Regions from separate parts of the Mus musculus genome. Here all the other regions are linked to region 3. The links are chromatin loops, found by intact Hi-C in ENCODE. Cell type or tissue: heart. All regions are shown on one strand.

Region 1 (8,000 bases), 580 kb after region 3:
GAGCACACGGAGCTTGTGAGCAGACTATTGTCCACGTCGTTTAAATTGGTATAATCAAAGTGAGTGAATGTCTTCTTTGTTTCTAGAATAAAACCTGGCAGGATACTTTGCAATAAAGATCAAAACTACAAACAGTTTTATTTTCTGTCGTTAAGGGTTAAGCCTGGACAGCTCCCTGCATTTCATATATTTTAATGGCCTCCAGCTGTCCTTACCCCAGTGGCTTTGGCTCACCCTCTGCTGCCAGCTGCTGCTTGCTTCTGAATGGCACCAGGAGTCCGTGATATCAGAGCAGACAGCTCACTGCTATGTTTAGCTTTCTTGGTTATCCCCATTTGCAGAAAGCTTGCAAGCTGCCTTGAAATTTAAAGTAGTGGGTGAAAATGAACCTGGCTGCTCTGGGCCCTTCGCTCTCCTCTACCCACCCCACCCACTCCATAGCAGTACAGATTCCCCTTTGCTTTTACTTTTTCCTCCTTCTCTTCCTCTTCTCTTTTTCTTCTCTTTCTCCTTCCTTGGCAGGATTCTGTGCATCTGAGATTGGCCTCCAGCTCAGTCTTTCTCTGTAGCCTTAGATGACCTTGAACTCCCATCCCTTGACCTCCACCTCCCAAGTGCTAGGGTTACAGGCTTGTACCACCAAGGTTGGGTTGTGAGTTACTTGGGCTGAACCGAGAGCTTTGCGTTAGCACTCTGGCTCAGCCACGCCCACAGCCCCCTGCTTCCTTCTCAGAGATCTTACCTCTTAACACTCAGATTGCTAGTCTTTTTGGCATCATGTCCTGTGACATTAGACAGAGCAGAGAGTTGTGAATTCCAGAGTGGGAGACTTACTCCTTGGACGCTGATATCCCAAGAGCGCTTTGGCTCAGGAGCCACATGGCTTTCCCAGGTCACATGCTCAGCCCTTACTGCCACCTGGAGTAGAGTCCTGTCCTCCTTCTTCTTGCCCTTATTCTTTATCCCATGCCTGGCATCTTGTCCAGACTACATCCTGCCCTATTGCTGTTTGTTATCTGAGGACCATTAGCAAAGGAGAGACATTATCAAGACAATAATGCTTGCTGTGTGTTACTCATGCTTCTTAGCGATTACTGGCCAACTTCTGAAGGAGAATTTACTGATGAAGGAGGCTTTGAGAGGCCAAGGTCACATTGCTGCTAAGTGCAATGTGTTTGCCAGACCTCCAGACCCCGGGGTATTTTCTTTCATTTATTTCCTCTTGTCAGCATCTTGGGCCCATTTGTTTCCCTTGACCTTGGGAGTCAGTATCCTGGGCATATCAATTCACAGAGGTGACTTGTGGGAAACAGTTAAATCGTCTACCATATAATATGTATACAACTCAATTAAGAAGGAATTATAAAAATAAAAAAAATATTTTGTTTTAATATACAGTATGGCTAATCCCTAAGATTACTAGACGTTCAAGGTGTAAATTCCAGCAGCAGGTTATAACATGCAAAGAGCTCATTTTTCCAACATAGGTTGGAATCTGCTGCTATTTAAAGGCAAACACTTGCAGGTAGTGGGCACCTTCAACCACCGCTATCGCATTTAAATAGGGCTTTGGATTATACACTTCTTGGTTTATCTGACTTTGCACAAGTCAAAGGCAAAGCTTGGTTATCTTGTGCCAATAGCTAGCTGGTTTTCAAAGTTCTGTAACCTTGAAATAGACTGAGAACTGAATTTTATATATTAGATACTTTTACAACTGGAAATGTTTTTCTACGCCATCTCCCATGAGCTTTACTTAAGGAAACCCATTCTAAAGGTGTGTGGAATTTCCCGTTGCATTTCTAATTCTAGTCTTAAGTTATTATGAAGGAAGTGAGTTTGAAGCAGTCCATCTGTACCCAGGTGACTTGCTGAGGCTGAAGCTCCCAGACCTGGCTGACTGGATGTAAGATAGGCAAGGGGAAGGGAAACCTGGGGGGTCTGCTTGATTGAGCTACACAGTGCTTTCCCAGTAAAGCAAGCCAGGATCTCCCCCACACCCATGTGGAGCTGCATGCACACACCTCTTTAAACAGAGGCTTGTGGGCACTCCAAACTGTAGCTTCTTAGCAATGACCCTCAGTAAGTCCTTTTGGTGACCAAACATATCCTGAAACTAGGCATCATGGCTAGATCCAACATATACTGGTTTGGGGTGCATGCACAGTAAGGCAAACTGTGACCTTAAAATGAACAGTTAGGGAGGGAAAAAAAAATCCCTACTTGCCCTCTTTTGGCTATGTGTAATTGGGAGCAGATAGGATTAAATTGAAATGCATCGTGGGAAAGGATGCGAACTAAAGCTTACATAGCCCATATCGATTAGAACTTAAGGACACCCCACTGATAACAGTCAGCTTCTACCCCCTCCTAAACCCACAAAAGGAAGCCACAGGCTGGTCCACTCCAGCTTAAGGTGCCTGTTGGCCTCTTGTAGAGTACCTGGCCTGTACCACGTCTGTGCTTCTGAACAAAATTCCTTGTCACTTTCTGACCTGTGTCCACCTTCAATTTTTTAAATACAGTACCAAGAACCCAGAGACACCCATTTGGAACAGAGACTTCTGGTCCTAGGTGGGTTCGGATTCTGGTCACACACTAGAGGACCCTGAGCACAGTCCTTATGCCCTATGTGTTCCCCCTTTAAAGTAAAGGGAGTAAAATGGAGACTCACTGGCTTAGCTCATCTAAGCTCATCTAAGCACAGACAGTGGAGTCAGGCTGTGACAACTTCCTATAAAGTCAGGTTCCAGAACTAGCAGGGCACCAGCTGGTTGCCAATGTCCTGTGCAGATGCTTCATCCAGATCACCCGTGTCCTGGCTGTGGAGGCAGGTGCCATAGCTAATGAGACACAGGACTGTGCAGAGCGTCTGTTCTCTGGCTGTCTCTGCACTGTCCCTAGCTCTCAGGACAGGTTTTTTTGTGTTTTTGTATTTTTTCTCCCCCCCCCCACCTTTTTTTTCCTGTCATTCTTTCCCTCCAGATAGTTTTTGGTTTGTTTTTATTTTCAGCCAGGACAAGCACAGTTAGTGTCCAGAAGGTCCTTAATCCCCAAACTAGCTTGTCCTCGTGTCAGGAGCATTGGTGAGTGTGGGCTTTAAGAGCACAGAGGAGTCAGTTGGGAACAGATGCTTCAGCAGGGAGCTGCAGAGAGCCATGAGGAAGGAACGGGGTCACCTGTGCAGAGCCCCCCCCCCCCCTCCTCTACTTGCTCTCTGTTCACAGGCCTCTCCCTATCAAAGACGTGGCTTCCTATTGTGGTCCACCCTGCAGGCTCTGTATTGAAGTTCTGTCTCTCTCTCCCTAGATCAGAACTTCCAGCTCCTTGGGTCCGGCTTTCCAGCTGCCTCTCATGCCTGTGTGTAACAGGTACATTGGTCAGAAGTGAATCACAGCTGGCCCGCCATGAACTGGAAGGTGAGAATAGTTTTTAAAAGTATAGTCTGGTTTTTGTTTTGTTTTTTGTTTTTCCACATATAATATCTGTCACACTAGGGGAACACCTGAGTTCATGGGATCTGGAAATTCCAGCCTTGCTGTAAATGTGTGGTGGGGGGGGTGGGGTGGCAGATGGCATTTGGGGGAGAATAGAAGCAGGTAAGACTTCTCACTTCAGAACCCAGTAAGCAAAGCGGAAGGATAGACCAGAGTCCCTTAAACCTCTGCGGACATAATTCCAGTGACCTGAGAACCTCCCATAAGGCCCCACTCTCTGAAGGTTCACTGCAGTTCATGGTGGCACCACCAGGGGTTAACACACATCATAGCCTTGAAGATGGTAAGAGCAACAATAGAGTAGATACTCTGCATCAGTGGAGTAGATACTCTGTACAGCAGAGTGATAGTTTTTAGTGAATTGAATCTGTTCTCCAACAATGTCATATCTGTATAGCATCTGATGGTCCTCACTCCTGGCTCTCATCATCTCTTCCCACTCCTGTGAACGTCCATTACTCCCCATAGCCCCTACTCACACCCATGCCTTGGTAATCACATTTAATGTTTCCAACGGGTAAGACTTGTGAATTTGCATTTGTTCTTCAGACTGCCGGAGGAAGGCGGGGCCTTTCTCTGAGGATGCCTCCCCTAACCTCAGACTGTCTCACTGTTCTGCAAAAATCAGGCCTTTAAAGCTGCCCTTAGCCGTCCTCACTTTTGTTTCCTTGAAGTCGATGTAACAGGTGAATGCTAGTGCCTCTCAAATCTGTTGTAGCACTTCTGAGGCAGTATGATGGAATTTAGAGGTGGAACCTCTGGCCGTGTGGCTCCCTCTCGCATGGGACCAGAGCCTGTGGTGGCCTATCTCCGTTGTGGGAACCACAATATATTCCTTCCTAAATCGGCTCTTATCGGGTGCTTTATCACAGTGACAGAAAAGTCAGTAAAGCATTGAGTGCCCTTACAGAACAGACCCCAAAGACCTGCCTAGCCCACTTTCTGCTGTGTGAGGACACAAGTCTGTCCCATATCCTGGAAGAGGCCCGCGCTAGCATCCCACCTCGCTGCACTGGCTCTCAGACTTCGTCCTCCATGTGTCTCTTTATGACTTTGATGCACAAGCCTGAGGTGAGGAAAGTGGACTGAGATCTTACAGACCTTCCAGTTTTCCTGGTCCTCATCCATCATTTCATCCAGCTGTTTGCCGAGAGCATTGGGGGTTTTTTCCTAGCCACACTTGATTCTCTCAAAGAATTCAACTCAGTTTTCATGGAAACCACCTTTCAAAAGTCATAAATTACCCACAGGAGCACCAAGGACAAGTTGAACTGCTTGGGAAATGAATAAAAGAGATTCCTATAAACTGTTGGTTAGATTTAGCTGTCAGAACCAAGGTTGGGAGCAGGCAGAGCATACATAGCCCACTAGCCAGTAAAAGCAAGGGAAAGGGCAGGGCTCATTCATTTAAAAGCCTGAAAGCCTAGAGGTAAGGTGGGGGGCGTTGGTTAAAAGACCAGCTGACTAGCCAGGTGCACACCTATAATGCCAGAAGGTGGGAAGTAGAGACGGAAGAATCAGGTAGAGATAGAGCCAGGTACAGATAGGTGGAGAGAGAGTTCAGGGCTAGCCTTGACTACACAGGGCAGCTGATATCAGGCAGATCCTAGGAGCTTGCTAGCCAGCCAGTGTAGCTGAAATCGTGAGCTGAGCTCCATGTTCAGTGACAAGTAAGAAAAACAATGCTCATGCAGGCACAAGCATGTGGACCAGCACACATAACATATGCAGTCACACACACACATGAGCATTGTGCACACACGCATGCATGCTTGCACTATTGTGCACATGTACACGCATGCACATAAACAAATACATAATACAGTTACACACTCATGCACATGAATACATGTTTGAACACACACATACACTTACACACACATGTACAGGCACACGTGCACAAAAGCACATACACACATATACCCACTCACACACATAAGCATGTGTACACATATACATACAAGTGTGCACACACATGCATGCACATTCATATGAATGAATGCACATACCCCCACTCACATACATAAACATATGTACATACATACTCGCACACAGGCACACACATGCATGCACACATGACCTCATGCACTCACACACAGTTGATCTCACCTGTTCCAGCAGTAGTCATTTCCTCCCTTACAGGTCTGCATATTTTGAGAGATAAAAGGAGCTTAAAGGATGTCTTAGTCAGGGTTTTTATGCCTGCACAAACATCATGACCAAGAAGCAAGTTGGGGAGGAAAGGGTTTATTCAGCTTACACTTCCACACTGCTGTTGATCACCACAGGAAGTCAGGACTGGAACTCAAACAGGTCAGGAAGCAGGAGCTGATGCAGAGGCCATGGAGGGATGTTTCTTACTGGCTTGCTTCCCCTGGCTTGCTCGGCCTGCTCTCGTATAGAACCAAGACTACCAGCCCAGAGATGGTCCCACCCACAAGGGGCCTTTCCCCCTTGATCACTAATTGAGAAAATGTTTTACAGTTGTATCTCATGGAGGCACTTCCTCAACTGAAGCTCCTTTCCCTGTGATAACTCTAGCTGTGTTGACACACAAAACCAGCCAGAACAAAGGATAAGAGGAGATGATCGAGAAATTGAGGCCAACTGAAGCCAGTTTCTGCCCCGGATGGGGCACAGAGTGGGGCAGACTCTTTAGTTCTTCAGTTTTGCTGCCCTCTGCTGGCATCACTCTCCCACCCCTGCCCTCCGGCCTGGAAACTCTTGCCTCTCTGGTCCCCTTAAGAAAGTAAATAATGGAACCACCTAGCCATGTCTGTCAGCTGTAATTCCTTTTCAGTTTGTTCTCTACCCTCCTGATTAGATAACACATCCCTGCCCCTGCTAAAGCTGACTGAGGCTTGTACCATGGAGAACCAAGGCCTGTGACATTAGCTGCATCTTGCGAGGACCCCAGGATATATCAGTGGGGATGAGACAGTACCCTGTCGAGATCTGAGGCAGTCTCAGCCTTGGGCAGCCTGGGCACGTAAGGAGGTTTATAGCAATGCTTACATTCCCCATCAGCTAGATTGTGAGTGTGGAGTCAAGCTTGACCAGTAGCGCTCAGGAGCAGCCTCGTGACAGGTCCTGTCATCAGGATACATGCCCATCATGTCGTTTGTTCTGACATCGTTATGATCCTCCACTGCACCTAAGCTGTGTGATCCTCACTCTTCAGTAGTGGGTGAAAGTGGACATAGTTACCGTCTTAGTTAAATTAAACAACTAGAGTATATCTTCTTCCTCACTCTATTATTCTACCACAGGGCAACCTTCCTCAGAAATCCTCAGATAGCCATTCCTAATAGTTAATAGTTTCTAAGGTACTGAGTTCAGCTGAGTTGTAGCTGACTTGCAGGACGAAATTGTAAACCAGATTCAGGTGGAAGGACAAGACGTGTTACTGGGAAATTCAGCGATGGAGAGTCTGGTACGTCTTGCTTTCTCCTCACCAGTTAGCCACCTCTCCGTAGTTAGAGTCCTCATCTGTTCAGTCAGGACTGTCTGTCCCCTCCATGGGGCTGGGTGCAGACGCAAGGAGACAGTCCACAGAAAACACAGGGCACACAGACTTTCCTGGATATAGCAACTGCTGCTCCATCTGCAACATGGAAGAGACAGTCACTAAAGGTTTAGATACAATTGGAGGGACACAAATGTGTATAAATTGGAATCAGGAGCTGGGGACTGGTTTCATTCTAACCCTGGCCGTTTCTTCAGCCCCTTACATTAGCATATATATCTCAGGGCTGCCTACCTGGGAATGGTGCCACCCGCAATAGGCTGAGCCCTCCTACACCAATTAATAAATGCAGACAGTCCCCCATGGACACACCCACAGGCCAGTCTGGTCTAGGCAGCTGCTTCTGCTGGGAGCCAGCCCAGCCTGGAAGGGTTTGAAGTGGGACCCAGTGTCAGACGTAGAGGTAGATTTAAAGACTGATGGTTTCTGGCCTTCTAGCTCTCTATACTTAGTGTTTGCTGATAACTTCTGAAAACATCCTAAAAACTTTCTTGCTTATTCTGTGGTTAAAAAACGCTGGCTTGGGTGATTAACACTGTTGCCTAGCAGCGGGGGCATTTAATTAAAAAAATGTATCGCCATCACTCCCCTCTCTGTCCAGGCAGCCAGAAGCCTCTCTGGCTAGGCTGGTTAACTCTTTGTGAACCAGAGAGGAAGGAAAAGAAAAGAATTAAGATGCTTTATACACTGCACAGACACACTCTGGCCATTGATTGTCTGTCACAAACAACAAGTGTTTGCGCATGCTTACATGCATACACACATGTACCTATACATGTACATATAGACAAACAGACATATACACTTTGGATGGATGGATAGATGGTTAGATGGATGGATGGATGGATGGGGCAGAGCTCCCCAAGCCAAACCATTTAATCAACAACTGTATCTCTTTCCTCTGGTCTTTTTATACCTCCTTAGACAAAAAGTTCCTTAGAAAATTACCTCAAAGATAAAATGTTATCATAAAATGG
Region 2 (8,000 bases), 210 kb after region 3:
TTGTGAGCCTTCATGTGGTTGTTGGGGATTTAATTTTTGTTTTTGGATCTCTGCTCGCTCCAGCCCAAAGATTTATTATTATATTATACATAAGTACACCGTAGCTGTCTTCAGATACACCAGAAGAGGGCGTCAGATCTCATTATCGGTGGTTGTGAGCCACCATGTGGTTGCTGGGATTTGAACTCAGGACCTTCGGAAGAGCAGTTAGTGCTCTTAACTGCTGAGTCATCTTGCCAGCCCGTGTTTGTGCTTTTTATACCCACAGACTCAAAATCTATATATAATTTATCTATATATAATTTACTTTTTAATATGAGGGAAGATGGATACAGAATTATATGGGTTGCAAATACATTCTTTTAGAAATTGTTTTATGTGTTTGAGTGTTTTCCTGCATATATTCACGTGTACCATGTGTGCCTGTTGCCTTAGAGTCCAGAAAAGGACATCTAGTCTCTTGGAGCTGGAGTTAGAGGCAGTTGTGAGGTGCCAGGGGGTACTGAAACTGAGCACAGGTCCTCTGCAGGAGCAGCCAGTGCCCAACCGCTGAGCTGTCTCTCCAACCTCAGAAATACATTTTGTATAAGCAAATTTCTAAATTATGGCACTTTAATAAACATGTCCATAGCTGCAGAATAACCTACTTTGATTCTATAACTTAACCATTCTATGACTTTTCAACATAACTCACGTGGTTTATATTACTTTAATATATTACTTTAATACACATCTGAGTATCTTTAGATATACTTTTTCATAATTTCAAAAGTAGAATTTAAAAGTTGATCGAGCAGCTTGACAAGTGAGCATGAGCACATGGGCACATGAGGCAGAGCTGCTTCTCTTCGGCTTACACTCTCACTAGCTGTGTGTGGATACTTCACTCCACTGCTGCAAAATGCTTTTACGTAAGCCTAATGAAAAGCGTATTCAGCACTGATCACATCTTATGGAACTGCTCATGTGTAGACAGCTGTTTTATATCCCAAGTCTCAACAAGGTATCAAAAAAAAAATCAACCTGTTTGCCTTCACAGGCTGTACTGGTTAGTTTTTCAACTTGACACATACTAGAGATACCTCTGAGAGTTAGACAGAAACCTCAGCTGAGAAACTGCCTCTCCCAGTTGGCCTGTAGGCAAGTCTGGGGACCATTTTCTTGATTAGTGATTGATGTGGGAGGGCCCAGCCCACTGATGGCAGTACCCAATGGCAGGTAGCAAGGGCAGGCGATCCTTGGGTTGTATATAAAGCAGGCTGAGCAAACCCTGAGCGGAAGTCAGAGAGTGGTGAGGAAGCAGGGGCTCTCAGTGGATCTTTGCTTCAGTTACTACCCTCACGTTCCCACTTCTGCTTCTTTGTTGATTCCTCTCTGGGATGAACTGCTACTTGGAAATGAAAGTTGAAACAAACCCTTTCCTTCCCCCAAATCGTCGTGCCCTTCCCCCCCCCCCCCCCCCCCCGCCACGTGTGTAGCTCTGGCTGTCCTGGAACTCTGTAGACATTGAACTCAGAGATCTGCCTCTGCCTCGGATTAAAGGCGTGCACCATCCCTGCCCAGCTTGTTCTGTGTCTTGTCACAGCAAAAGAAGCCAAAGTAGAATAGAAACCTTGTACTCTATGTAAAATCAAACCGCAAGGTTGCATTTTCCTGAAGTATAGCTACATGCAAGTTTACAAGCAATTTGGGTTTCAATAAATGTAATAGAAAATTTAAAAGTCCCAGGCTCAAATACACTCGGGAAATTGTAGACCAACTATTGCACTGTCTTTTATAATAGACTCTAGGTTTACCCTGTGGCAATGCGGTGCCTTCTATTTATTCTGCATCTTCATTCCACTCTAGCTCCATGCATAGCTCTAAAATGGCAGCTGATGGTTGCTTGAATTTCAAGGTTTGAGTTTCAGACAACCCTCAGGTGTAAGTGTGTAACTGTGTCTGTATTTTCTGGGAGGTGAAACAGATTTAGATTGTTTAAATTTTTTTTTTTTTTTTTACATTGTTGCAGTCAAGGCTAATAGAATGAGTCAGACTCGCACAAGGGCAGGGCTACCCTGGGAGAGAAACCCAGATATTTAAGACCGTACCTGTTTCCATCCCGCCCCCCCCATTACCCCCCACCCCCCCCAGGATTTCTCTGTGTAGCCCTGGCTGTCCTGGAACTCACTCTGTAGACCAGGCTGGCCTCGAACTCAGAAATCGGCCTGCCTCTGCCTCCCAAGTGCTGGGATTAAAGGTGTGCGCCACCACTGCCTGGCACCTGTTTGTTTTATGCTTCCCATTCGATCGCTGTTTTATCTTCTGCACAGAGACAGTCACAGAAAACAGTGGCATGACATCATGAGACCATCAGTGGTACACGTATGAGTCTTATTTATTATTATTGTGTGTACATGGGATGCACTTGCCACACGGTGAGTGTCAAAGGACAGCTTGTGCATCTGTCCTCTCCCTATGCCTTTCTGTGGGTCCTGGGAATCAAACTCATGTGATCAGGCTTTTTAAAAAAAAGTTATTTTATGTATATGAGTACACTGTAGCTGTCTTCAGACACACCAGAGGAGGGCATCAGGTCACATTATAGATGGTTGTGAGCCACCATGTGGTTGCTGGGATTTGAACTCAGGACCTCTGGAAGAGCAGTTGGTGCTCTTAACCACTGAGCCATTTCACAAGCCCCTGCCATATGTCTTAAAATTTAGTGACTCGCTCTTTAATTCAGAAAGAACCATTTTGAAATTACAGTATTTAGAAAGTCCAGATAAAAAGATTAGACTTACAGGAGCAATTCCCATTGTTCATTACCAGAGACCCAGAGGAAGGTTCATGCCCTAGTTCACAGTGCCCTCACTTAGAGATAGAAAAACAGAGAAGCAAACAAATCGTATCCAACACAGGGGAATGGCTTATTTGGAACGCTATATTACACAGCCATGAAAGTGAGGCTTTCAAGTTAGGCATAGTGGGGTGTGCCTGTGACCCAGCACTCAATGGACAGAAGCAGGCAGATGACAGCAAAGCCAAATTTAGCTTGTTTTACTTGGCAGGTTCTAGTCCAGTCGGGCTACAAAGGGCCAGCCAAACAAACAACCAAACAACCCTAAATAAGTAAATCAGACTTACAAAAATTATCTCATGACACACAGAAAAGATCTAAGTACACACATTAAACATGTACGAACTGGGCTGGAGAGATGGCTCAGTGGTTAAGAGCACTGGCTGCTCTTCCGAGGTTCTGAGTTTAACTCCCAGCAACCACAGGGTGGCTCACAACCATCTATACTGGGATCTGACGCCCTCTGCTGGCACGCAGGTGTACATGCAGATAGAGCACTCATACATAAATCCTCTTCCTGCACGGAGAGGTCTCGGGAGTGTTTACGTTATCTATGGAGTTTTGTCGGAGTACAGTCCTTTCTGGTGTTTTCTTTGTTTTGTTTAAGAACTGTGCACAAGCCTCTTACCACACTCCCTGTGTTTTGCAGGGTGGCAGCCTGCATTAGAGCAGTTCTTTCACACAAGATCTCTCTTTCTCTTTAAAGCCCCAGAAAGAGCAAATGACCTCTGGGGCTTTTGCACAAGTCTTGCGGTTCGCAGAGATTGTGTGTTGGAAACTGAGCGGGCAATGAACAAGAGAGAGAAGGCATTACCACCGCATGAATTTAAACTCTTTAACCTTAAGATCTGGAACGTGTGCTCACAGGAAAGAGGCAGTAAATCATTTAATAAGAATTGGTGGTGAGAGCGGACACTCGGCCCAGCAGTTAAAACCTTGTGCTGCCCTTGCAGAGGGCATCCCCACCCCCACCCCGTTCAGTCCCCAGAACCCAGGTCTCCATTACCAAGCTGGAGTTGTAACTCCAGCTCCGGGGGAATCTGACGCCCTCTTCTGGACTCTTTTGGCCCTTGTGTGCTCACATGGACATACCCACATGTAGGCATACTTGCATACACAAGGGGGTGGTTTTTTGTTTGTTGTTTTTATTATTCAAGACAGGGTTCCTCGAACTCAAATAGATCTGCATTCTGAATGCTCACGGGGGTGTGAGCCACCACCCCAGCCTGATTTTTTTTATTATTATTATTTTTTTAAACTGTGTAGCCCTGTTTGGGCTGGAACTCTCAACCCAGACCACGCTGACGTCAGAACTCATAGAGATCTACCTGCCTCTACCTCTGCATCTGGAATACATGCAACACCCCACCTCAGCAGCATACACATAATTTTTAATTAATTCATTCATTTTTTTAATGAGAAAAGTTTAGTGGTTTTTTTTCCCCCTGAAACTCGATCTCTCGGATCTGCAGAGTGGCCCATAGAGGGTCTTGAGTTTCACCACCCCTGTGGTTCAGGCTTGTTTTCTTCACCTCTGGGCGTGATGTGAGGTAGTGCCCACCTTGAAGCTGCCACCTGCTCAATGTTCAAGGTCACCACAAAGGAGCCTGGTAGGTTTCTGCAAAATGCTGCGGACACTAGAGGGCGCCATCACCTTATGTTGCAAACAGAGTCTTTCTAGAGCTTTCTGGGTCCAAAATGCAGTGTCTGGCTCACGTTAGCCAGTGAGAATCATATGATTGTGAAACAAACAATCCTGATAGCTCCAGTCACAACCTCCACCATCAGAGCTGAAGCCTGTTGTAGAACCCCCTAGAAACTATCTTAGCTGGTCCTTGACTCTTAGACCTCCCATAGCAACCCAGGTCTTGCTTCACTGGCATGTTTCTGACTTAGAAGTCATAGCCCTTTGTTGGGTTGGGCAGTGGGGTGGGGTTAGGTCAGGAGGGAGAGCACTATACCTTTGGGGGAATCTTATTCTGGAAGCTGGTAGCGACAGAAGAAGCAAAGAAAAGACACGGAGCCTAACCTTCTTTGGCCCCTGGTTTGAATCACAACATTGATCTTGAGAGGAAAGCCAGGGTAGCAAGCTTGCTTGCGCGGTGCTCTTCTAATAGACTGAGAGAGCTGAGGAGACCTGCTCGAGGGTCTGGTCATGATTGGTTGTGTTTGGTGATGTGACCTAGGCTTTGCTTCACCACTTCTGTGTCTTAAACAATGTCTGTGTCTCAGGTTCCTTCTGTGGAGAACGGAAATATAACAGGAGGTAGCACGTCACAGCCTGGAAGACCCGGGGAGGGGCCTGTTACTCTCACTTTGCACACAGGGGTTTCCTATTTGTTGTTTTTCCTGTAGAGGGGAGATGAACACAAACCCAACAGGGGCCATTTTAAACGCAATATTAACGTGCTATTTCTTCTTTCCACTGGGCTGTGGCTCGGAACTTGGAAGAGATGGCCGTGAGACCCTCTGAAAGCAGGGCACAGTTCCTGTCAACACCAGTTCCACTTGGGAAGGGGCCTGACTGTGGGGAGGCCTGGCGTGGGTCAGAAGCACGTGTCCTCTGCAGAAACTTACCGAGTGACGCTCTGAACCAACCTGCAGCCGGAACGGCTTGGTAAATAAGCATGGGTCAAAGAACAGTATGAGGGCTCAGTGGACACAGGCGCTTGCCGCCCAGCCTGATGACCTGAGTTCAATCCCTGGGTTCCATATAGTGGAAGGAGAACTGACTCACACAATAAACAAACAGACAAACAACTAAACAAACAGTGTTTTGGAGACAGGGTTTCCATGTGTGGCCCTGGCTGTCCCGGAACTCACTCTGTAGACCAGGCTGACCTCAGATTCACAGAGATCTGCCTGCCTCTGCCTTTGGGGTGCTGGGATTGAAGGTGTGCACTACCATCCATCACCCAGCTACAAACAAACTTTGTAAGGTCATTTACTTGGGGAGAGAACTGGGGGGGGGGGAGGGGGATGAGGAAGGAGCATGTATGACTGCTAAACAACCCTGAGAACTGCTGAGCCTCAGGAGTTAGGTGTGAAGAAGACAGTAGCAAGGTTTTCCTTTAGTTGTAAGAGACAGAGTGAATGTGTTGAGAGGAACACACATGTTCACACTCACAGGGAAGCCTTTCAGAGGGACCCAATGTGGGGGCGTCTGATTCTGAAATGTCCCCGTGTAGAGACAGGACCGTTTGGACCCTGAGGTAGGGCCGGGTCTCATAAGCAGTTGCTGGTCAGGCTTGGCAGCAGAATATTCTTCTGTTCGCTTTTAATCATTAAAGTAGAGCTCATTTTGGTTTATCAGGGGAATGTGGCTGGGACATGAGGCAGGGGATTGACAGAGAAGATACAGTGGTGAGGCTAAAGGAGGCTTTAATACCCCAGGGTTTAAAGCCTGACCAGTCTCCGTAGGGAATGAGTTAGGGTGACCTTGTGGCCCTGTGACCCAGAAGTACTAAGCAGCTGCTTGGCACCCACTCAGCGCCTTCTGGGGAGAGACTGGGCTGCTAGCAGCTTTTGTAGGCTTTTTATTTGATGGCAGACTAGCAGAACTGGGGAAAAGTACCGTCTAGTTTGAGATTTCAAGCAACGAAAGGACTATTAGTGGGGGAGTTTTCAGAGACCAAGACAAGATCTGCAAGGAACAGCAGTCTAGACCTTTTGTATGTGGCTGGAAAGGGGACAGAGGGTTGTCCCCCAACCCCGTCCATTGCTTTGCTCCTTTGTATTGGCATGTCCAGGGAACAGGCCAGCAACCAAGAGCTGCCCACCTCCGGGGAGCTGTCACAGATTCTTTTGAACCAGTTTCAGTTTTGAAAACCACCTTTTGTTGTGAAGGAGGAGGGCATAGCGTGTAATGGGGCTGGCTGGGGAGTGTGGAGGCGGAAGTCTGGATCCCCACATGTGAGTGTGTGCTGTCACAATCGATCATACAACCTATGTACAGTGGCGGCAGAGACAGGTGGATCTCTGGAGCTCTCTGACTAGCAAAAGGGAGTGAACTACACATTCAGTCAGAGACCCTGTCTCAAAATACAGACAGTGATAGAGGAAGACACTGCCCTATGGCTGCCACATGTATATATACAGACACCTGCATATACATGTGCAAGTACACACATGAACACCGAACAACACAACTCTCTCTCTCTCTCTCTCTCGCTCTCTCTCTCTCTCTCAAACACACACACACACACACCCCTTTCCTTCCTCCTACCATTAAGCGATACTGCATTGGCAGTGGTGGCACACGCCCTCAACTCCATTCTAGTACTTGGGAAGCAGAGGCAGGTGGGTCTCTGTGAGTTCCAGGATAGCCAGGGCTACACAGAGAAACCTTGTTTCAAAATAATAATAACAATAATAATAATAATACAACCCAAGAAGACATACTGCATAGATGTTAGTCTACCATCAAAATGAGCCAGCCCTAATTTTACAAGCTCTGAGTTTTTTTCTTGAATATGTCTTTAAATTTGTAGGATATCTTCCTATACCTGAGTCCCAAGCCGACAGTAGCTCCTGTCATATCTTGGCAACCAATGGAAGCAATGAAGGAGGAAAAACAAAGATAAAAATTAATCATGCCAGCAGGCAGATCCTCACTGCACAGTTCTCAAAGTGGTTGTTTATCAAAAATAAAGTCTACTGTCTCCCTGGCACTGAATCAAATTGGTCCACTTGTGACGGTGACAAGATGGCCACATGTCCTCCTTCTTCTTATGATTTGTGGCACCGACACTTACCTTGGAATCAATTTACTGGCATTTTTGAAGCCTGTGTGTTTTTCTTACTTATGTTCTAATCCTTAAGGTTAGTCAAGAATATTCTCAAAGTAATCTTTCACGGTAGCCGTCAGTCGGTCCTGCCTTCGGATTGAAAAGACTCCGTGGAACCTGAAACATTACACCCACCCACCCAGCAGATGGATTAGGACCGACTCAATAGGCTTTATTTTAAATTAAGTATGGAGTTTGAATATCTAAGAACTGGACAGGGATTAGATCAACCTTGGGCTAGCTAGGATGAAAGAGTGTGCTGCTGTTTTTGCATTAAGAAAATAGCCGTAGTCTATTGCTAACCAAATACAGCAGGGTTAAAATGCTCGACATGTAACATGATGATGTTTTTGTTAAGTAATTAGGTGTTTATC
Region 3 (8,000 bases):
ATGGAGTCAGTTGACTTAGCACGTAGTTGGCCCTACTGTAGGGTTTCTAGGCACAGCCCAGTCCTTGAGAGTGTGCTGCACTAACACACTGATGCACAGAGTGAATCCATACATTCCAGATCCTCCTCTGTACAGCCTCACAATGGGAGGAGCACACCCACCGCCCACTCTCCCAGGCCACCCGAGGTGGGAGGAGTGTACCCCACCTGCCCACACTCCCAGGCCACCCGAGGTGGGAGGAGTGTACCCCACCTGCCCACACTCCCAGGCCACCCTAGGTGGGAGGAGTGTACCCCACCTGCCCACTCTCGCAGGCCACCCTAGGTGGGAGGAGTGTACCCCACCTGCCCACTCTTGCAGGCCACCCTAGGTGGGAGGAGTGTACTCCACCTGCCCACTCTCGCAGGCCACCCGAGGTGGGAGGAGTGTACCCACCAGCTCCACACTCCCAGGTCACTTTTCTTCCTCGCGAGTGAGCTTCCCCAGCCATTGTTTAGGCACATTAATTCCTTCCCTATGCTTCGGTTTATTTGTTTTGAGGCAGGGTCTTGATTTGTGGTCTTGCCTGGTCTTGACCTCTGGATCCTCCGGGCTGTCTCCGACGTACTGGCATTACAGGTGTGCAGCACATGCCCAGGGATAGCATTATTACTTCAACAAATCTCTGCTCCTATTCAGTCCTGACTTACTGCTGTGGCCTTTTCTCCAGGTACAAGTCTATACTAACATCCTGAGTTCAAAACAGTTCCCTTTGTCGTTCTAGAAGCCACTGTTTCCTCAGCCTATTGAACCGCTAACATGTGGCCTGGGTCAATAATGTATCAGTTTCAAAGACCTGGGAGACAATTCCGCACCCCCTAGAATCTTCTTCAGAGAGAGGGGGTGGGGGAGAGGTACGGATTAGTTAATCTAATTATTAACAACTGTATAGGATCAAAACTATTCTCCAAGCTACAACATAAAGAAAAAAAATTGTTTAAAAATACTTTCGTAGGCTGGGTGTGGTGGCACATGCCTTTAATTCCAGCACTTGGGAGGCAGAGGCAGGCAGATTTCTGAGTTCGAGGCCAGCTTGGTCTACAGAGTGAGTTCCAGGACTGGCAGGGCTATACAGAGAAACCCTGTCTCGAAAAACAAAAAAAAAAAAAAAAACAAAAAACAAAAAACACCACCACCACCACCACCACCACCAAAAAACCCCCTTTCTTTTGTTATAATCTGTGTGTCTTGGAGGACGGCTCGGCAGGTCAAAGCACGTGCTGTCATGCATGACAACGCAGTCCTACAATAATCCCCAAGATGGAAGGAGAGACCTGACTCTCCTCAGCTGGCCTGACCCGCGCGTGCACTCGTGCATGCCTACACACTACAGGTAAATAAATACAAATGTGACTGAAAGATTATGCTGTGAGTGAATGCCTGCATGGGGCAGAGAGGCCACTGGGTCCTCCGGAGCTGGAGGGAAGGCTTTGGGAGCCCCCCACCCCTGCCATGTGCTGGGGAAGGAGCTCAGGGCCTTGCAAGAGCAGCAGGCACTCTCAGTGCTGACCTCGCTCTCCAGCCCTTAAAGGGGCGGCTTGGTTTATTTAACTATTTATTTACTTCAAAAGTAAGTAAATCAGTATAAGATAAAAGAAAATCAAGAAGTATAGTATTCGACATACGATAGTATTCGATTTACATTTCTACCATCCTTTCCACCCCTCATCAAAATGGGAATTCTGAGCCCTAAGCACTGAACGTCTTGTAGAATGGGTGATAGTCAAGGCCCAGGTGGCTTCTTAGGCACTGGCCTGGGTTAACAAAGACTCGAGTTCACTAAGATTTTTAATGAACTTAGAGATATTTGCACATAGACAATAACTAGACATCTGGCTCAATTAAAGATGAGGATGTGCCCTCTCATTTCTAAGAGTGTTATATATAATTTGGAAAATTATATGACTCGATATAAACTTTGCTAAATCAAAAAAACACTACATAATTTATTTATTTGTGGTGCCGGGGCTTGAACCCAGGGCCTCATCCATGCTATGTAAGTGTGGCACTACTGAGCACATCCCTAATACAACAGTTAAAACTTTCTATGTGCTCTTGTTTTGGTAATAGAGTCCCCCTGTGTTGCCCAGGCTAAACTTGAACTGGAGCCTTAGCTGGCCTGAAACTCCTGATCTACCACATCCAGCTTATAAAACTTTTCAATGACATCAAATATGTTTAGAAAGGTAGGGTGGCGGGGCTGGAGAGATGGTTTAGTGGTTAAGCACTCTGGCTGCTCTTGCAGAGGACCTGGGTTCAGTGCCCAGCATCCACACTCAGGCTCACAACTGTCTGTGACACAGTTGTAAGAGATCTACTGCTCTCCAAAGACGCAGACCTACGTTCAGGCAAAACACCCAGACACATGAAAAGAAAATAATAATAATTCAACAAAAAATTTAAAAGGTATGTAGGCTAAGATGTGTTGTGAGAAGCACACAGATTTGACATTTTTACATTTAATCCCAGCACTTGGGAGGCAGAGGCAGGCAGATTTCTGAGTTCGAGGCCAGCTTGGTCTACAGAGTGAGTTCCAGGACAGCCAGGGCTACACAGAGAAACCCTGCCTCAAAAAAACCAAAAAACCAAAACAACAACAACAACAACAAAAAAGATTCGGCTGTGCAAACAGAGGGACACCTTGGCATACACTAAGCACCCAACTGTAAGTCCTAGTTCCTAATAAAGGTAGGCCTCTGCCGGGATTTCTCCAGAGCCAAGGGAAGAGATCTCAGATGGTGGCTTCACTTTTGTTGTAACAACAAGAGCTACACTGGCTCACCTCCTGCTACCCTCGACTCCCCACAGAGCTCATCTACTAATGAGTGTAAGCAAACCTCTGCACATTAGCCCTTACCTACGCTCGCAAAGCCAACAGATGCACGAGTGAGTGGGTTTCCTTTACAGGACGGGCAGAGATGTTCTGATAGTGATGTCATCATGGACACATCACAGAAAGTCCAGCACATAATGTGTGGTTATAAAACTTGACAGGGTCTCTCTATGTAGCCCTGGCTGGCCTGGAACTCACAAAGATCTGCCTGCCTCTGCTTCCAGAATGCCGGGACTAAAGGCATGCACCACCACATTTAGCAAGACTGATTTCTTGCAATTCTTATTCATGTACAAGTGAGTGACTGGTAGTGTGCCACTTGTAAGCAGTGCCTACGGAGGCCAGAAGAGGGCACTGGATCCCCTAGGACTGGAATTACATATGGCTGGGACCTGCCATGTAGCCGCTGAGACCTAAGCCCAGGGTTCTCAGAAGAGCAGTCAGTCCACTTAACCACCAAGCTGCCTCTCCTGCCCCTGTAAGAATGCTTCCCTTGTATAATTTAAGTATTTACAAGACAACATCTAGCTGTGTAGCCCTAAATGACCTGATGATACTCACTACGTTAACAGGTTGCACTTGAACTTGCAGAGAGCTTCCTATATGCCTGACTTTAGAAGTACTGAAACAGGCTGGATGCCATTACAGGGATTCCAGCACCAGGTGAGTGGGACAGGGGACCAGGTGGCTTTTAAAGTCTCTTCTAATAATGGCAATTTCTTTTATTATTATTTTTTGAGAGGGTAGTTCAGGCTAGTTCCAAACTTGCCTTCTAGCCAAGAATGACCTTGAACTCCTGTACCTTGAGCCTTCATCGCCCAAGGGCTGGGACAGGTGTGTGACCTCAGCAGGCTGACCATCTGCAGCTCTATGAATATCATCACGGAAGAGTGTGTACATTGTGGCATAATTCCTACACTTTACGCAGCTTGCGAACTAAAGATTGCGAGAGAGGCAGAAAAAGTGTAGTTACACAAGCAGATAGTGTGTGTGTTCAGAGACGTCGGACTGTTGCTTTATCTGGACAAGATGTTTTCAACAGGTGCCCAGTGAGCAGGGAGGCACCCATCAAACACCTGTTCTAGAAATCACAAAAGAAAAATGTAATATCTTCTCCCACCCACCTCCATGTGAATTATCGTTGATTTTTATAAAGTTGATTTTCACCTCAGCGTGTACACGGCTTTAGGGCTGAAGAGGTGGCTCAGTGGTTGAGAGTACTGACTACTCTCCTGGAGGACTCAGGTTCAATCCCCGGCACCTGCATGGTGGCTCACAACCACTGTAATTCTAGTTCTAAGAGAAGCTCATGACCTCTTTTGGTATCTGAGGGCACCCAACACAAATGTTAAATATTTAAATACGTGAGGGCAAAACACCCAGAAAATAAAATAAAATACATAAAATGTGGATCCCCTAGGACTGGAGCTACATATAGCCTGCCACGTAGGTGCTAGGAACTGAACCCAGAGTTCTCAGAAGAGCAGTCAGGGCATTTAGCCACTGAGCTGTCTCTCTCGTTTTGCTTGTATATTTTAGGTTTCAGACATTTAAATGAGACAGTACATTCTTAAATAAACTAAAATAAAAAATGCCTAGGATTTCTTACATCAGATATTTCCCTGTCAGTACCCTCGGGAGTGGGAGAGGTTGGCTGGAAAGGTGGAAGGCCATATCTCCAATGCTGTTACTCAACATGGCCATTTACTATGGTACGATGCAGAGCAACAGAGACGTAATCTGTCATTTACCTTTCTGAATTGGGCTACCAGGGCCAAAGGCAGAAGCCACATGGTGAATGTAGCCTTTCCGTTAAGATAGCCTGGTCACGTGACACTGGGACACTCAGCGTGGAGAGATGTGAACATGGAGATAGGTACTTGAGTGTCTTCTCTACCTCTTAGCCCGGCCCCCTCTTGTCTGGTAAGAAAATCTCTACCTGTTAACATTACAGCATCCTCACGTAAATGGCGACCTTATCTGCCAGTTCATGATAGGATCCTGAGGAATCATTTAGATGTGGAATACAGATGATAATTTTGATTTTAGTATGAAGGTTTCTGGTGCTCCTCACTCAGCTCAGTAGGCCACGTCCTCTGCTGGGACTGCCATCTCTGTTTGTATTCCATGCCTAACTCAGAAGGCGTGAATTATCCTGCGGCTCTCCTCCTAGTGGCTGCCAGAATTCTCACCTAAACTATACTGCCTTCTTTCAAAACTCTAATAAAAATGTCCTTGAGCTTCCTTACCAGAAGACAAAGAGTTGAAAGAGGAAACAACCTCGTAAAGTATATTATATAAAAACTGGAAGGAAGTCACTTTGTGAAGCATTATACTCTGCCATTGTCTATTTACAGTTCTCAGCACAGTGTTGTCATAGGTCTGCAAAGGCTACAGTAAGCCAACAGTGCAGGGGAGGCTGAGGCCAGCCAGCCTGGACCAGCTACTGAGACAAGAAGAGTCTGCCACAAACACAACCAGGAGACACTGTGTCTGTGGGCTTTCATTCTTTTTTTTTTTTTACTACTTTGAGGCAGTCTCACTAAGTTGTCTAGGCTGGCCCTGAACTGCCCATCCACTGGATGGGAGTCCAGGCCTGCACCACTAGGGGGAATGCCCATGTGTTCTTGGAATGAACCATGTCATTTTCCGAGTTCTCAAGCTTTTCCCAGCCTCCTCCTTGAGGGAGGCACACAAGTGAATCAGGACTCTTTCTGGTCCAGAGGCTCAGGAATCTCCATCAGGTTTGCACCTTTCTTCTTAACATGGAGCAGCATGGAGAACTATAAAATTACCACAATTATTTTACCACAGATGCCAGGCAGCTTTATCTTGGTTTCTTTGAGGTGGGGTCTCTCTATGAAGCCGTGGAACTTGCTCTGTAAACCATGGTGGCCTTGAACTCACAGAGATCTGCCTGCCCCTGCATCTCAAGCACTAGTCAAAGGCATGGGCCACCACCACGCCAGGCCAGGCAGCTGGATCTGTGTCTGCACCCTGCCTGTGTGCCCTGTGCCGTTGGATCACGAGAGGGCTTCAGATCCGCTGGAACTAGTGTAACAGAGGTGGTTACAGTGGCGAGCCCTGGTCCTCTGGGAGAGTACCAAGTGTCCCTACCCTGAGCCAGCTCTCCAGCCTTGGGCGGCTTGATTTTACACGGGGAGCACTGTTTCAAATATGAACACCTCATCTCCTTCTACATGTGGAGACAGAAGCGTGGGTGACATTAATTAGAAAAGCCAGTAATAATTGTACATTGCAGTGGCTGATGCCTAAGATTTACAACTCCCAAGAGACAGGACCCCGCAATAGGACGCAGGCTGCTGCAAGGACTGAGTGAGTATAGTACACAGCGCACACATTACGGAAGTTGGCTTTTTAATAAATATTACTTTCCCTGGTATTCTTGTAAGCTCAGTATCGTATTGTGAAAGTAGTTCTGAACCCATGTACTGAAGCAGCAAAGGGATGTCGCTGGCAATCACATGACTAACACTGCTGAGTTTGTGCAATGGTCTCTTGCATCATCTGGATTCGGAGAGCGGCGAATAGCCACAGGTGGCTACTCCGCACGTGAGTGGCGTGCCCTTAGGATGAGGGTACGAGGGTATGCTGCGAGGGTAAAACGCACAACAGATACACTGTCTCATTTAAATATCTGATTTCTTTAAAGGTTGAAATAATATTTGGATAAGCTGGTTTAAGAGAAACGTAAAATTAATTTCACGTGGTCTCTTCACTGTCCAAATGTGGCTCCCAGGAAATCTAAAAGCGTCTGGGTGCCTAGAACATCTGTCCTGGACAGGCAATGCAAAACTCAGCTACTGTGGACTGGCTATACTTGGCAGTTTGTTTAAAATGCCATATATAGATATATATATATAATTTTTAAAAAGCAAATGCAGACCACCAGGCCCAAATCCAGAATCAGTATCTGCACCTCCTCACGACCCTGGGATAATTCTTTAGTATGGCTCAAGTATGGCCGGCTCAATGAAGCAGGCAATTCCTGACCCAAGGCCCCATTACTGCGAACACCCACCCTTGTTTGCTTTAGGAAACCGCTTACTGGAAATGCAAAGAGAAGGATAAGAAGGGTGACAAGGGAAGTAGTAATAGAGACAGCATCAGAAACAGTGATAGGGAGAAGCTGGGGGCGGGGAGGACTCAACCCAGGAGAAAGGCAGTTCTAGACCTTTGCCTCCATAAACGCGGAGGAAGAAGCAAAGATCAGTCTACAATCAAAACCTAGCCAGGGTCAGGAACTGTCCGTCAAATCTAGTATTACCCGCCCCTCGGCGGCCTCGGCCAAGCTAGGCCTGAGCCAGGGCATCTCTGAGGTCGGCGTGTGATGCGAAGTACCAGTCTCCCCAGGGTTAGACAGCTCCTTCAGGCGTTTCTCCATTTTTCGCCCAAAGTCCCATTTCAGAGACACACATCGTTCTTCCCTGGCTCACCTGGCTCGGAGCAACCTCAACCGCCAGCGCCTTCGCCGCCGCCACCTTCCCAGTCCTTCTGCAGAGAGCCCGCCTTCTTGGGTCCAAACAGTACTGCCATTGGTCAGACTGCCCGTCACTACCGCAGGATGACCGATCTGGGGGAGGCTGTGACGAACGCCATGGCAACTGAACCCGGAACTACATCTCCCAGCATGCTGCTTCCCGTAGAGAGACGAGTCGCCGCCCCAGGGACCACCAATAAATGGGAGAAGTTGGGCGTTGCCAAGATGGGTTCCGTTTTATGCAAATTAGAGTAAAAGGCCACACCCTTCCTCATTCCAACCGTAACCCCTACCATCTTTCTTCAGTCTTTGTGTCTTTCGCCTTTCGTGCCCACGCTCTTTCTGCAAAACCTTCAATTTAGTTGAATGTATCCTAGCTACTGTCGCGCATAGAAAAGAGCAAAGCGCCAAATCGTGAAACAAAATCTCCGCACGCATAGAGCAGAAACCTCTAGTTACGCCTTCAAGGGACGAGACAAGGATGGGAGGGGAAAAAAGTGTGTGTGTGTGGGGGGGTGCTATCCAAACTACTTCATTGGTGTATCTCGTTGTCACTCTGTACACCTCTATTTCCTTTGGCTCCTTTCTTCTTTTTTGCCCACCTAGTGGGCGGAGTCATAGGAGAGA

The links. Peaks named below come from ENCODE experiments on the same cell type or tissue, not always from the same donor. Only the 100,000 strongest peaks of a DNase experiment are listed, where the experiment ranks them.
Region 1: it touches region 3 in a loop (4-fold over the local background); 10 of 42 quality-filtered maps call a loop at or near these places.
Region 2: a loop joins it to region 3, with 2.6 times the contacts of the local background. A loop is called at or near these places in 6 of 42 quality-filtered maps.

Annotation. Positions count from the first base shown.
Region 1 is chr16:92,301,979-92,309,978 of GRCm38, forward strand. It overlaps Smim11 (small integral membrane protein 11), which reads left to right. Exons shown (of 4, transcript NM_138743.2): 2 at 3,310-3,419. The coding sequence starts at 3,408. 1700048M11Rik (RIKEN cDNA 1700048M11 gene) reads right to left here. Exons shown (of 2, transcript NR_045300.1): 2 at 6,738-7,101. Among named protein-coding and RNA genes, the nearest start is that of Smim11, 4.7 kb to the left of the region's middle. In heart, CTCF peaks have their summits at 3,753 and 6,195 (motif pointing left); a DNase peak (open chromatin) is centred at 253; H3K4me3 peaks cover 976 bases; H3K27ac peaks cover 1,078 bases.
Region 2 is chr16:91,932,044-91,940,043 of GRCm38, forward strand. It overlaps Gm36797 (a long non-coding RNA gene), which reads right to left. Exons shown (of 3, transcript XR_385049.2): 2 at 7,594-7,743; 3 at 4,298-5,188. Among named protein-coding and RNA genes, the nearest start is that of Atp5o, 4.4 kb to the left of the region's middle. In heart, CTCF peaks have their summits at 115 (motif pointing right), 3,321 (motif pointing left) and 4,473 (motif pointing right); a DNase peak (open chromatin) is centred at 4,518; H3K4me3 peaks cover 240 bases; H3K27ac peaks cover 1,218 bases.
Region 3 is chr16:91,721,229-91,729,228 of GRCm38, forward strand. Cryzl1 (crystallin, zeta (quinone reductase)-like 1) reads right to left here and starts at 7,574. Exons shown (of 13, transcript NM_133679.2): 1 at 7,330-7,574. Gm46543 (a long non-coding RNA gene) reads left to right here and starts at 3,076. Exons shown (of 3, transcript XR_001781880.2): 1 at 3,076-3,350; 2 at 3,445-3,535; 3 at 7,291-7,353. In heart, a CTCF peak has its summit at 3,217 (motif pointing right); DNase peaks (open chromatin) are centred at 3,223, 6,403 and 7,503; H3K4me3 peaks cover 1,677 bases; H3K27ac peaks cover 1,586 bases.